Regions from separate parts of the Homo sapiens genome. Here region 1 is linked to region 2. A link is a loop called in an ENCODE intact Hi-C map of the cell type or tissue named here. Cell type or tissue: PC-3. All regions are shown on one strand. Each heading gives the region's core, and the rest is flanking DNA. Links, peaks and the distances in the headings are about the cores only. Region 1 has its middle 21 kb from the start of CCBE1. Region 2 has its middle 86 kb from the start of CCBE1.

The links. Peaks named below come from ENCODE experiments on the same cell type or tissue, not always from the same donor. Only the 100,000 strongest peaks of a DNase experiment are listed, where the experiment ranks them.
Region 1: a loop joins it to region 2, with 2.9 times the contacts of the local background. A loop is called at or near these places in 9 of 110 quality-filtered maps.

The regions. Positions count from the first base shown.
Region 1 is chr18:59,714,184-59,722,027 of GRCh38, forward strand. No RefSeq gene overlaps it. Among named protein-coding and RNA genes, the nearest start is that of CCBE1, 21 kb to the left of the region's middle. In PC-3, for the core only: no CTCF peak of the experiment used is centred there; a DNase peak (open chromatin) is centred at 4,128; H3K27ac peaks cover 1,772 bases.
Region 2 is chr18:59,779,163-59,787,006 of GRCh38, forward strand. It overlaps the pseudogene GLUD1P4. Among named protein-coding and RNA genes, the nearest start is that of CCBE1, 86 kb to the left of the region's middle. RefSeq lists an enhancer at 3,990-4,049. In PC-3, for the core only: a CTCF peak has its summit at 4,088 (motif pointing right); a DNase peak (open chromatin) is centred at 4,159.

The sequences.
Region 1 (7,844 bases), core at 2,673-5,172, 65 kb before region 2:
TGGAGTGGGTAGGAGGCTCAGGCATGGCGGGCTGCAGGTCCCGAGCCCTGCCCCGCGGGAAAGCAGCTAAGGTCCGGCGAGAAATCGATCACAGCGCCGGTGGGCCGGCACTGCTGGGGGACCCAGTACACCCTCCACAGCCGCTGGCCCGGGTGCCAAGTCCCTCACTGCCCGGGGCCGGCAGGGCCGGCCGGCTGCTCCGAGTGCAGGCCCGCCAAGCCCATGCCCACCCGGAACTCCAGCTGGCCCACAAGCGCTGCACGCAGCCCTGGTTCCCGCTCGCGCCTCTCCCTCCACACCTCCCTGCAAGCTGAGGGAGTGGGCTCCAGCCTTGGCCAGCCCAGAAAGGGGCTCCCACAGTGCAGTGGTGGGCTGAAGGGTTCCTCAAATGCCGCCAAAGTGGGAGCCCAGGCAGAGGAGGTGCCAAGAGCAAGCGAGGGCTCTGAGGACTGCCAGCACGCTGTCATCTCTCAAAATCACCACCGCAAGAATCCAGGCATACCATGTTCCTTCCCCTCCCCTGCATGCACTAAAGCCCAACATCCTGAAAAAGACTACTGTAATGGGAGATTCCTGCATTTGACCTCAAAGCCCCAAACCCCCATGACTCTGAGGAGCTGCTGTACCATTGGTGACAGCTCCGTGGCTCTGTATTTATTTATTTCTCACTTCATGCAAAAACACTATCAACATTCAATCAAGTCTCAAAGAAAAGGGTCAGAAGGCAAGTGGTTTAAACTACCTAAACTAAACAATCCTTAGAAAAACTATTTTCTTTGTCTTAAGGTCAAACTGTTGTTCTCAATACTGTGAGCAAATAATAAATCAGAGTGAGCCGAGCTGTGTCGTTGCCATGGAAACCCCACCCATCCGGCAGCACTGGACCACCTCTCTGCGAATCCAGACAGTTGTGAAAAGTGTGAAAGTTGCTCCAGCTCATTGATAGGATGCTTCCCCAATGTTATGAAACTTGTAGCCCACAGTAACTATTTTGAGGCCGGCTTTATTTTTCTTTTAGCCTGAATTCCCTGAAATCCAAGGTCAAGATTAAGAAAACTTAGAGTAGCAGTTTAGGGGATTTAAGGAAAACAGCAAGACTTAGCATAAGCTTTCAAAATGCTGTCAATCCTGTAAGGGGAACTTTGGTATAAGAAATCTCCATGTAAAGAAACAAATTTGTTTTCCCCGAGATTAAACTGAGACCAAAACACATTTGAAAATCTTTTCCCCAAGCACTTATCACCTTATTTTTTCTCATGAGAAGGGCCTTTTCCCTGCAGCTGTCTGGATGTCCCTGAAAAGGCTATTATGCTGTTTGTGATAGCACTATCTATTGCCAGGCTGGTGTGCTGCTGCTGGACTGAGGATGGTCTGCACATTCTTCACGGCCTTATGACGTTGATGTGCTCCTGGGGAGAACACGAGCCTCCTGGTATCACTATCAAGGTTGAGCTTGTGCACCATCATGCCTCAGTAGCAATTCTGGCAATCCTTTATGGACTGGTCACTCCATCCCAAGCACTGTTCTCGGTGATTCGCTGGTGTTACATCATCCAGTCCTTACAATAAGCCTATCCCCATTTTCTAGGTGAGAAAACTGAGGCATGGGAAGGAACATCATTTGCCCGAAGCCCCACGGCCAGTAGGTGGTGGGGCCTGGAATCAGAAACAGGCTCTCTGACCTGGATGAGCACGTGCTCAGCCACTACCCCATCTGGCTGGCTCTCTTTTTACAAATCTAAAGTCTATTTAGCACAGAGAGTCACTGTCTAGGCTACTTTCCCTACAGAAACCTCCTTTGAGTCTCTCACCACCATTTCACTGATAGGTTCTGTCTCCCTAAAACCCTTAAAGATTCTTAGTGACCTCAGTTAGCCAGCAGGGCAGCCTGTGCTTTGCCTGCAAAAGAGTCATAGGGTTCCCTTAAGGAAAGAGGAAATGAATCAGAGGTTCATTCCATACGATGTCCTTCAGTGATTTCTTGCCACTCACAGTTAGTTAGCCAAGTTGGGTGATTTATGGCCCTGGTATTCTAAGAGCAGTCTGGTAGGAGCCAGGCAGCCTGGTGAGCTCCATGGCCACAGGCTGTGTGCAGAATTCCAGGCTACCATCTTGCAAATGCATAGATCTGAGGGGGGATCTTGGTGAGCAGGTGGAAATGAATGATTGCAGCCGTTACTAGAGCCAGAAAACAACTTCAGGTGCGCGCGGGGGTTAGGGATGTGCATGCAAACAAAAGGAGGACATTATTTACAAGAAAAATTTCAGGACCACTCAGGATTTGCCTAGAGCCTGAAGCCCAAGTTTAAGACTTAAAAGCGAGCTGGGCACAGTGGCTCATGCCTGTAATTCCAGCACTTTGGGAGGCCAAGGCAGGTGGATCACTTGAGGTCAGGAGTTCGAGACCAGCCTGTCCAACATGGTGAAACCCCATCTCTACTAAAATTACAAAAAATTAGCCAGGTGTGGTAGTACACACCTGTAATCCCAGCTACTTGGGAGGCTGAGACAGAAGAATCACTTGAACCTGGAAGTCGTAGGTTGCAGTGAGCCAAGATCATGTCATTGCACTCCAAACTGGGTGACAGAGCAAGATTTCGTCTCAAAAAAAAAAAAAAAGACTTAAAAGCAAGGAACCTTTTATATCTTTATGTTTGTTTGTTTGTTTGTTTTTTGAGACAGAGTCTCCCTCTGTCTCCCAGGCTGCAGTGCAATGGCACGATCTCAGCTCACTGCAACCTGTGCCTCCCAGATTCAAGTGATTCTCCTGCCTCAGCCTCCGGAGTAGCTGGGGTTACAGGCGCCCGCCATCACACCCAGCTAATTTTTGTATTTTTTAGTAGAGACGGGGTTTCACCGTGTTGGTCAGGCTGGTCTCGAACTCCTGACCTCCAGTGATCCACCCGCCTCGGCCTCCCAAAATGCTGGGATTACAGGCGTGAGCCACTGCGCCTGGCCCATTATATATCTTTGAATATTTCATTTAAGCCTTGTATATAATACATTCCCAACAAATGATTGTTGAATAATGAATAAAAGGGATCTATTTAGTGCATTATGGCATTCTTGTAGGATGTTGTATTCGGGTTCTCCAGAGAGACAGAACCAATAGGATATATACAGCATACAGATATATGAGAGGGGATTTACTAGGGGAACTGGCTCATGTGATTATAGAGGCTGAGATATCCCACGACAGGCTGTCTACAATCTGGAGATCCTGAGATGTCAGTAGCATGGCTCAGTCTAACTTGGAAAGCCTCAGAAGCAGGGAAACCAATAGTGTAATTCTCAGTCCAAGGCCAAAGGCCTGAGAATGCAGGAGGCCACTGGTGTAGGTTCTAGAGTTGAAAGGCTGGAGCAGCTGGAGTTCTGATGTCCAAGGACAGGAGAGGAAGAGTGTCTCCCAGCTCCAGGAGACAGACACATTCGCCTTTCCTTTGTTTTGGTTCTTTCTGGGTCCCCTGGCAGAGAGGATGACACCCATTCACATTGAGGGCAGATCTTTCCCACTGAATCCACTCAGACTCATGTGCTAATCTCCGCAGGAAACATCCTCACAGACATACCCAGAAATAATGCGTTGCCAGGTTTTTAGGCATTCCTTAATCCATTCAAGGAGACCCCTGAGGGCAACCATCACAGGCCAGGCACAGTGGCTCACACCTGTAATCCCAGCCCTTTGGGAGGCCAAGGCGGGAGGATTACTTGAGCCCAGGAGTTTGAGACCAGCCTGGGCAACATAGGGAGACGCCCATCTCCACAAAATATACAAAAATTAGCCAGGCATGGTGGTGCATGCTGTAGACCTAGCTACTAGGGAGGCTGAAGTGGGAGGATCGCTTGAACCTGGGAGGCAGAGGTTGCAGTGAGCCAAGATCACACCACTGCACTCCAACCTGGGCAACAGAGTGAGACTCAAAAAATAAAAATAAAGTTAGCCATCACAGATGTACATCTCCTACTTGTTAAATGATTCCACCCTGGTTGAAGGAAAGGATTAGATTACATTCATTTCACATGTCATTTATGAAGCTATTTGCAAAGTCTTATCATATTCATCGTCTTAGTCATCACTATCATCATCGTCGTTGTTGTAGTAAGGAAGACCAGCTGCTCTGGGTATGAAAACTGAGGGTTGGTACCCAACATTCCAGATCAGTGGGTCACTGCCACACCCAATTCCCCTCAGCTGTGCTGGAGGCTGTAGCATAGGTCAGCTGCCTTGCTTTGCCTTCTGTTTTTGATTTTCTGGTTCTCTTCTATTGACCCAGCTTCTGAAATCTTCAGAAGCTATAGCTGGCTTTCCTGAGAAAAAAATGCAAATAGCAGGAGGCTGTCTGGGTGTGTAGATGCCCTAAGATAAAAGACTTAACAAAACCACAGAGATAGAAAGAGGTAGCAAGCTAGGCAGAATACTGACCCCAGCCAGGCAGGAGCTGTGAGAGCTGGCTCACTGGGTGGGCAGAGTGCTAAGCAGAAGCATCTGAAGATAAGGGCTAATGGTCCAGACTGCAGCCAGCGCTAGGATGAGACTCTCCGCAGGAAACACCCTCACAGACATACCCAGGCTTGGGATTCTGTCCCCTCTCCATGAATCTGGGTCAGTGCTCATGGCTCAGTCAATAGTTGATTATTCACATCATGAACAGCTTGTGGGTTTCTAGACCCTTAGATTCCAGCTCTCCCTGAAACTCTTCACTGCTCAGTTACCTCACTAGACCTTCCCAGTCTAAGGGAGGGAAAGGAAATAGAATTAAAAATCCATCAGAGGCTTTCCCTATTGGCACAGTCCTGCCAGAAGGCGGAGTGGGAGAGGAGGTTAGAAGCGATGGTTTAATGAGGTGCTGTGATTGTTGGAGGTGGCCTGGTCCCCGCTGGGAAGTTACTGTAATCAGAGTGAGGTCTGCCAGAGGCGATGGGGAGCAGAGAGCCCAGGACTGGGTGGGAAGGAGATGTCTGTGCGCTCAGCACTGAACATGCCTCTTTGCAGGCAGCACTGCTTTGTGGGGGGCTATGGCCTCACTTTTAAGGATCAAAGTAGCAGAAACCTCTTGTGAGTATAGGAAAGGAACAGCGCCCTCCCCCATTCTTCATGGCCAACAAGTCCTTGAGCCTGAATGTCATCCCCTGTCCCCGATAAAACATCACGAGAAAGCCTTGACAAACAATGTGAGCAATGGTGATGATGTTAGTAAGCCCTTCTTCCCCATCCCTCTCATTCCCATCAGGAGGGCTATCCCGGCAGCTCCCTAATACCTCATATAATTCAATCAAGAGAGTCGGCTATTTCTTTATTTGATTTTATTTTTGCTTTTTGCGGAGAGTGTTTCTGTATGCAAATGATAAATTTCAGAAACAAATCAGAGAGGAACAGTGGTCCTCACAGCAGCTCACTGTGGCAGAGTTAAACCACAGCACTCTAACCTCAAAATGCATGCTTTGGCCATAGTCACAGCTGGCCAAAGTTGCTTCTAGTTACTCATCTTCCTCTAGGCTCCCAAAATGTTTTCCTGGAATATGCTCATGGGGAGTGGAGGAACGGGGATGTTATTTATAATCTCACAGAATCCTCATTCTCATACTGAATGCTTGCAGTGGTTACTTTCCACAGGAAGAATAACAGCTCATGTGAGCTGGGAGGAATTCGAGGGAGTTACTTGGCACCCCTGACACCCCCAACCTGCATTCAATTTAGAGGAGTCTTGGCCTTCTGAGGATGGGCTAGGGAGCAATGGCCCCATTGCACAAACCTGTCTGAGCCTTTGCTTCAGGGGATGCCAACCCTTTCAGTCTATACCCTGCCTTCAGCAGTGACATCATGGGAAACCTATAACAAAGGCAATGACAGGGATGAATTGTTCTGATCCAAGGTGGTGCTGCTTCCAGCATCCTGGATCCATAAATTTACTGTTCACACAACTAAGCTCACCCTGAATCAGTGATAAATTCTGGAATGCGCATTGGCTGCAGCCACAGCCACAGAATGTCTTCAACAAGGACAGAAGAGACAGATTAAGGATTATTTTTAGAGAAATGAGAATAAACGACCTAGGAAGAACTCAGGTTCTGGCACTGCCCCCGTAGGTTCATATCCATGTTGTACCACTTACTAGCTTGGGCCATAGATAAATTAACCCGTCTAGTCCTCAATTTCCTCATCTTTAAAATGGGAATGACAATAATTCCCACAACATAAAGCTACTGCAAGTTAGATAATACATGAAAGTCCTATAGGACAGAGCACTGGGCATATAAAAATGTGCTCAGCAAACACACAGTGTATATGTTTCCGTGAGTGTGCACTTAGTGACAACAGAAATTATAAACAAGCATCCTAATTTTATCCAACCCTTTAGGATCATAGAAAGTCACTTGGTTATTTTTGTTTCAGATTTTTATCTTAGAAAATGATGTGCCTACTTTAAGAATGGGGCAATTAATTCAATAACGTTTACATGGTAGCAATTAACAATTCTACGGAGAGGCATATTAACAATTTAAAATGTTGCCAGGTGCAGTGGTACATGCCTGTAATCCCAGCACTTTGGGAAGCCGAGGCAGGCGGATCACCTGAGGTCAGGAGTTCAAGACCAGTCTGGCCAACATGATGAAAACCTGTCTCTATTAAAAATATAAAAATTAGCCGGGTGTGGTGGCGGGGTGCCTGTAATCCCAGCTACTCAGGAGGCTGAGGCAGGAGAATCGTTTGAATCCCAGGTGGCAGAAGTTGCAATGAGCCGAGATCGCACCACTGCACTCCAGCCTGGGCAACAAAGTGAGATTCCGTCTCAAACAAAACAAAACAAAACAAAACAAAACAACAGTCCTGAATGAAGAAAAAATATATTTAAAAATTTTTAAAAAATATCTTAAGATTAATCCTAACCTTTTTAAGTGTCTTCTTTGATGAATTTGTTCTGAGTGTTTTATAAATCTGTCTCACCAGTGAGCTTATTTTACATGCTACACATTTTTTTCATACTACCAGGGGTATTCCATAAGCACAGTTGGTTGAATAAAGCATGTACAATTCAGCAATAGACAGTGTCTGTGTGTAACTGACTTATTACGTGACAGTCAATAAATGAGCTTTGGGGTATCCATAACTGCTTTCTGAAAGCTGCTGTGGGCAATAACTACTTATCAAGGAGAGCAATAGGAGGAAGCCCATGATTGACGCTCTCTTTGGTGATTCAGGACATTGCTGGTTGGCCTGCAGCTGAAATACACTGGGGCAGACTTTTCTAATCAAGCCATATTCTGGGAAAGATCTTCTCCTTTGGCTCATTTGCAACTGAGATGGGCTTAATTAGCCAAATCTCAGATTGTAAGAAGAGTTAGAAAAATCTGTCCCTTCTGGCCATATATCTTCCTATATCACACAATGCTGTTATCCTGCATCATATCACTAATGTTGAAACTCAGAGAAAGTTGGAAAATACCCAGAGAAAACAGTAATTAACTCAGGAGGTTACCTTAAGAATGTTGTGACCATCCTATGTAGAGATGCCGTGCTCTCAGAATGCTAACAGAACCTCTCAGAATGACATTCTTTAAGTTTGAAATTAAAACAGAGTAAGTGTTGGTAAGTGACCAAAGGGGAACTTTCCATTGTTCTATTAATTAAAGCCATTCCACAATTGCAGAAACATGTTTTTATTATTTATTCAGTTTCCAGCTAAGCAATAAGAACACATACTCTTATGGGGTATTTCATTTATTCAGAACTTTAGCTTCCCATTTCCTGGTGCTGTGGGTTGAATTCTGTCCTTCAAAAGGATACTTTGAAGTCCTAACCCTCAGTGCTTCAGAATGTGACCTTATTTGGAAATTGGGTCATT
Region 2 (7,844 bases), core at 2,760-5,259:
TTAGGGGATCATGTACACTCTGATGACGGTGAAAGTAGAAATCACTGACACCAGAGAGAGAGACATGTAGGTGTGTTGCCTCTAAATGAAAAGTCTCTTCCATCTGGCTGTGCAGCCTTGCTCTGTGGCTCTTCCCAACACAGTCAGCAACTGTTGCCAGGGAAGGCACAGTCAAGAGCAATCAGATGCTTACTTCTTTGCTCTGGACGAGACTGGGAAGTGCTGTAACTTTTCACATATTCAGAAGGTGACATGGGGGCCGGGCGCAGTGACTCACGCCTGTAATCCCAGCACTTTGGGAGGCCGAGGCGGGCGGATCATAAGGTCAGGAGATTGAGACCATCCTGGCTAACAAGGTGAAACCCCATCTGTACTTAAAAAACAAAAAATTAGCCGGGCGTGTGGCGGGTGCCTGTAGTCCCAGCTACTCGGGGAGGCTGAGGCAGGAGAATTCCCAGAACCTGGGAGGCGGAGCTTGCAGTGAGCCGAGATCGCGCCACTGCACTCCAGCCTGGGCGACAGAGCAAGACTCCGTCTCAAAAAAAAAAAAGAAGGTGGCATGGTCCTCACATGAGTTATTGAAGCAAAATAACTCAATTTTACAGGATGCAAACAAAAATAAAAGCTGTTTCTGCTTATTAATTTTATTCTTCTGGAAAAAAATAAGTAATGCTGCTGTAATAAAATTGCTTTTAATCTCTTAACAAGCCTAACCTTGATTCAAGCAGTGAATGCCTACAAACATAATAAATTTAAAAAGCTAGTATTTTTATATCATAAAACAGTACCATTTAGAGCTTATCAGCCATGTATTGTTATCCAGCAAAAATAAGAAGCCCTATGGAGAATTAAATTATCTTCATACCTACAAAAATGCTGGAGGGCTATTTCTGTGAAGACGGTCGGAGTTTGCTGACTATAATTATGACACATAGTCCAAAGAATGCAGTAACCTCCTTATCATGTTAACAAATTGTTCTCTTTTGAAGGTCTATGGTTGACTAATTGAACAATAATTCAAATAGAATGTTCCAGAAAAAAAAAAAAAAAGTGGGTTCCCTGTTTGGAGATTGGCTGGCCCTGAACATCCCTTGCTAATGGCCTCTACTCAGCCTGACTTTGTGTCCTCTTCTTTTAGAGGCTTTGCATTCTGCACCCAGGTGCACAAACAGTGGGTTGAAAACAACCTTGGGTTGAATGTTTTGTTTGGGAATTATTTGGCCAGGTCCTTTTGAACAGTAGTGTCCCAGTCAAATGCTAAATAATAATATATGCAAAAATGAGCTTAAAAAAAACCTGTAATGCCCTTTCAGAATTCTAACTACTTTGTAACTGCATGACTTAACCTGGTAATAAAAGCAGTTATTAAAAGTCTACCTTACAAAAAAAATCTTCTCATCTCTGTAAATCAACAGGGATGGAAAACAAACCTATACTGCCACCCAAAAGACAAAAGAATTTAGAGTTTAGTAAAAGCGGCATTTTAAATGGGGAAAAGGTACATTATTGAATGAATGATGTCAGAACAATTCAGCACATGAGAAATAAAGTGACAACACTACAAATTCCAGACTGATCAAATATTTAAGTTGAAAAGCTTATCCAAGAAAGTACTCCAATAAACTACACAATAGTTTTGTTTTACAACCTCAGAAAAGGAAAGTCCTTTCTAAGCATAACAGGAAAACCTAAACTATAACAACATTTTGTGGCCAGGTGCGGTGGCTCACGCCTGTAATCCCAGCACTTTGGGAGGCTGAGGCTGGTGGATCATGAGGTCAAGAGATCAAGAACATCCTGGCCAACATGCTGAAACCCTGTCTCTACGAAAAATACAAAAAAAATTATCTGGGCGTAGTGGTTCACGCCTGTAGTCCCTGCTACTTGGGAGACTGAGGCAGGAGAATGGCTTGAACGGGGAGGCAGAGGATGCAGTGAGCCGAGATCTCACCACTGCACTTCAGCCTGGCGACAGAGTGAGACTCCATCTCAAAAAAAAAAAGAACATTAAAAGAACATTTTGCATGGCAAAAACCATCATAAGCAGCAAAGTTGAAAGACAAACGATACACTGGAAAACAATATTTGTAACTCTTATCTCAGACAAAATGTAAACTAACCTAATATATAAAGAGCTCCTACCAACCAATTAGAAAAAAACAACATCATAGAAAATTGGGTAAAGTATAAGGAGACAATTCACAGAGAACAAATCAGATGAAAAATTACTCAATATCACCCATAATAAGAGAATGCAAAATAAAAATAAAATAAATTATGTTTTGCCTTGTTTTATCCATCAAATTATCAGTAACAAAAAGACCGGCAGGGTGTGGTGGCTCACACCTGTAATCCCAGCACTTTGGGATGCTGAGAAGGGTGGATCTCTTGAGGTCAGGAGTTTAAGACTAGCCTGGACAACATGGTGGAACCCCTTCTCTACTAAAAATACAAAATTAGCCAGGCACGGTAATGCACACCTGTAATCCCAGCTACTCAGGAGGCTGAGGCAGGAGAATCACTTGAACCCAGGAGGCGAAGGTTGCAGTGAGCTGAGATCGCACCATTGCACTCCAGCCTGGGCGACAAGAGTGAAACTCTGCCTCAAAAAAAAAAAAAAAAAAAAAAAAAAGACTGATAATATAGTTTGTTGGTATATGAGAAAACTGCACTCTTGCACATTACTCATTGAAATGCAAATTGATTGAATTTGTAATTGTAATTAAAATATTTCTTTATATTGCATTTTAAAGCTTGCTTTTTTGGCTGGGTGCAGTGGTTCACATCTGTAATCCCAATACTTTGGGAGGCCAAGGCAGGTGGATCACTTGAGGTCAGGAGTTCAAAACTAGCCTGGCCCATATGGTGAAACCCCATCTCTACTAAAAATACAAAAATTAGCCAGGTGTTGTGGTGGTCGCCTGTAATCCCAGCTACTTGGGAGGCTGAGACAGGAGAGTTGCTTGAACTGGGGCGGCGAAGGTTGCAGTGAGCCAAGATCGTGCCACTGCACTCCAGCCTGGGTGAGAGGGTGAGACTCCATCTCAAAAAATAAAAAAAAATAAAGCTCGCTTTTTAGGTAATGTCTCAATATTCAAGCATTTGGTTTACCATTGACCCTTGAATAATAACAGGTTTGAGCTGCAAGGATCCACTTACACACAGATTTTTCCCCCACCTCTGCCACCCCTGAGACCAACGCCTCCTCTTCTTGCTCCTCAATTTTCTTAACATTTTTTCTCTAGCTTACTTTATTGTAATAATCTAGTATATAATACACATAAAAATATGTGTTAATTGACCGTTATATTATCAGTAAGGCTTCCCGTCAAAAGTAGGCTATTACTAGTTAAGTTTTTGGTGAACCAAAATCTATACCTGAATTTTTGACTGCATGGGGGGTTGGCATCCCTAACACCCCACTCTGTTCAAGGGTCAACTGTATTTATATTTATATTTAATTTTTTTATGTAAAGAAAGGGTCTCACTCTGTCACCCAGGCTGGAGCACAGTGGTGTGATCATGGCTCACTGCAGCCTCAACTTCCTGGGCTCAAGCGATCCTCCCATCTCAGCCTCTTGAGTAGCTGGGACTATGGGCATGAGGCACTATGCCCAGCCTGTATTTATATTGCAAAGTATAAATAAATAGGAAATTTTACTAATTTTTCCCTAGCTGAGTACACTTAATGAATTCTTCAATTTTGAATCATCACCATCACTTGGCGAGAGCATACAACTAATTTCATGTTCATAACCTTTTGAATGAGAAATTGATCTCTTGAAAAATGAATTTATACTAGCCTTAGTGGTCTCACACACCAGTGTGTCTTATTTTTCTCCTATTAGGCCTGCCCTCTACTCCCCTCACCATCACACACACATAACAGAAACCTGAATCTTCAGATATCTTTAACCCATCAATGGCCACGTCACATCTCCACAGGAACCTCACTAGATTCTCCAGATCTCACCTTAGACTCTATCCAGAAATCAAGGTGGTGCTTTTTGTTGTTTTTTTGTTTTTTTTATTTTGTCTTTGGATCGTTAGGGGTATCAAGAGCCTTTAGCTCAAAGCTGGTCCCAGCTGGTCCACTAGATGTCACTGTCTTGTAAATTAATAGTGCTTTACCTACAAACTCCATCCCTGACATGGCACTGAAGGGACACCAGGCTAGTTCCAAAGAGCAAGTATTAGTCCGTGTTACGCACACGTCCACTCTTAGGGGAGGGACAGGAAGAGGCAGGCTGTCAGAAGTCTGGCAGGAAGGGAGGGCTCTGAACATTGAAAGAATGCTGGGGATGGGAATCTGAGTTGATCATGCAGTGTGTGGTGAAATGTATCTGAATGAAGAAGGGAGTGAGACAGGCGAAGACCCTGAACGAAGAGCATGCCAGGAAGAGGAACAGCAGGTGCAAAGACCCAGAGGCTGAGTGAGCCAGAGTCCGGTCGGGAGGAGGCTAAAAAGACAGGCCTCACGGGGACTTGCAGGGCTTGGTAAAGTGTGCCCATTTCATTCTGAATGAAATGGGAAAACATTGGAAGAATCTGTGATTTTTGGCTTTTCACGGAAAAGCCCTCAAAATCTACCTAGATGTAATCATGAGGAAACACCAGACAAACCCAAACTGAGGAACTTTCAATCAATTTTACAAATTGATAATTTGTAAATTATCAATGTCATAAAAGATAAAGAGAGGCTGGGAAACCATTTGAGAGTAGAGGAGATTAAATGACAACTAGATGCAAACTGTGGCTCTCGACTGGATTCTGGAGGGAAGGAAAAACAATGCTCTGATGGGCATTATGGGGACAGTGGATAATATTCGAACATGAATTATAGATTAGATAACATAATGAAATTAATATTAAATTTCCTGGCTGGGCACGGTGGCTCACACCTGTAATCCCAGCTCTTTGGGAAGCTGAGGCAGGCAGATCACCTGAGGTCAGGAGTTCAAGACCAGCCTGGTCAACATGGTGAAACCCCATCTCTACTAAAAATACAAAAATTAGCCAAGTGTGGTAGCGGGTGCCTGTAATAACAGCTACTCGGGAGGCTGAGGCAGGAGAATTGCCTAAACCTGGGAGGTGGAGGTTGCAGTGAGCCGAGATCATGCCATTAAACTCCAGCCTGGGCAACCAAGAGTGAAACTCTGTCTCAAAAAAAAAAAAAAAATTAAATTAAATTTCCTGAAGTTGATAACTGTGCTATGGTTATATAAGAGAATATATCTTATTTTTAGAATACCCACAATGAAGTTTTAAAGGGGAAAGTGGATGGTTTGAGGTTTGAATACACTGGTAGATGGCAGGAAACCTGCAAACTGCCATCCTCAGAAGCGGAGTCTGTAGGTTAAGTATATGCATTTGACCATTCAGCCACCCCTACCCCCAAAGGGGAAAAGGACCTCAGTAAGGAGGTCACAAATCTAAAATCGTGATCCTTACAGCACTCATTTTTACAGCATTTCTGTTAATATTTGTGCTAATTTTTTTCATCCCCAAAGCAGTTTCTGTTGTTTCTGTATCTCTAGAAAACTTTCAAAAGAATATTCAACTATCCACTTGCAAAGACTTAGATAGCTGCTTCTTATCTCAGGGGATGACAGTCACCCTTTGATAATGTGATTTTTAAAAACCTTTGCTCAAATACGGTCACAGTCTCAAATTTCCTCACAACTGACCTTCCCAAACAGCACTGGCTTTCATGCAAGAAAACCATCCTTAACATGTAATCCTTGTGCTTAAAATGCCAACTCAAAAATGTGACAAGAGATTAAGCTCTGAGTAAACAGTGGGAATAAATCGCACTAGTTTGGAGCACACATTTTGTCTGTTTATTAATATGAATGTTGGGAGTTATGGGAAATATAACAAGTGACAAAGATGGTTTGGGCCGAAATGGCCATTCTTCACCACCCATTAGTCAACAAGCATTTTTATGAACACCTATTATAGGCAAGATGTTGTGCTAAGTGCTGTGAATATAAAAATAAACATGATATCTACTTCCAAGTTTGCACCTTTATACTAGAGGACCTTGGCAAGTTTCAGGGAAGCTCAAAAAAGAGAATGATATTCAATTTTATTTTATTTAAAAGTTTAATTATTGCCGGGCACGGTGGCTCACACCTGTAATCGCAGCACTTTGGGAGGCCAAGGCAGGCAGATCACCTGAGGGCGGGAGTTCGAGACCAGCCTGACCAACATGGAGAAACCCTGGCTCTACTAAAAATACAAAATCAACTGGGTGTGGTGGCAGGCACCTGTAATCCTAGCTACTCAGGAGGCTGAGGCAGGAGAATCGCTTGAACCTGGGAGGCAGAGGTTGCAGTGAGCTGAGATCGAGCCATTGCACTTCCGCCTGGGCAACAAGAGCAAAACTCCTTCTCAAAAAAAAAAAAGTTTAATTAGTCAGGCATGGTGGCATGTGTAGTTCCAGCTACTTGGGAGACTGAGGCAGGAAGATCGCTTGAGCCCAGGAGGTTGAGGCTGCAGTGAGCCAAGACTGTACCACTGCACTCCAGGCCTGGGTGATAAAACAATGCCTTGTCTCGAAAAAAAAAAAGAAAAAGTTTAACATTTTGTGGGGCATGTCTGATAGTACCTTCAAGGAAACAGAAACTCTTGTTGACCGTGGGATGAGATGCACAGGCTGATAACTTTCCAAATGAAACAACAACAGCAGTAACAACAAAGTAGGCATAGTCCTTGCATTTTAGAAATTTTATGAAAAATTAAAGCAAATCCAGAAAAATTATGGTAGTGCAAAAGGGATTCTTATTAAGAGAAGTCTAGAGAAATTGAGGTTATATTGCCTAGAGAGGGCAATAATTAATTATGGCCTTAAAGTGTATAAAAGAATGCTTCATGAGAAGAGTTATTGCTTAGTTTCTCTCCAGCTTCACTGAGATATAACAGAAGAAATTAGTTAAAATTTTAAAGAAGACTTTTTAATTAACCAGTTGGATCTCTTGATCTTGGAAAATCAAACCCAGAAATGAGCCACCACAGGTTTCTGAGATTTCTGTTTCTAGAGCGTCTTCAAAAGAGTACACAACTATCTCCTCCTAAAGCCTTGGAGATCTGCTTCTCACCTGAGTAGATGGCAACCACCATTGCTGCTGCTGATGAAATGGCAATAGAAGCCCATTACCCAGCCCAGTGTTCCCACCAGGGCTCCTGTAGTACCTGAGATTCTCACATTAGCCAGTCCTTTCAGATTAAGGCATTCAAGGTATCAATTAAAATGTAAATGTATCTGATGAGGTGACACATTCCACTATTATGAGCCATGAACACCTCATCTCGTTATCAAATGGGTAAGTCACCTATCAGTGACCCCTAGTTAATAAGAGACAAAACAAGCGCCTTTTGATGGTAGAGAAGAAGTTGGGAAAATCCTGGGACTTGAGAAAATCTGAATTTAGATGGTAGTGAAGGAACTAAAGAAACTTCGAGTTTTTCTGGGGAGGAAAGGTCGAGGTGGGTTGCCACTGTTAGTGGCCTCACCTAGGGATCCAGGTGACAGAGCACTGAGCATTTGGGCTTGGCTTCTTGCATCATGTACTTTCTGTTCTTCTCTCCTTCCCTCCCCTGCCTCCCCTCCACTCCCCTTCCTTGTGCAATTATTTCTGGAATTATCACCAGGCACTTCGCTAAGTGCTAAAGGCACCGTCCTAGGTTCTGCACAGGCCTTGAACACATTTTAGCTCCATTGAGTTTCCCAAAGGAGAATGCTGTTATTCGTGTACTGCACAGAATTAAGTTGATTCCCTCACCTCTTTTTGTTCATGAGGACTGTCAGTCCTAGACCAAAGAGCACGTTTCAGGAAAAGCCT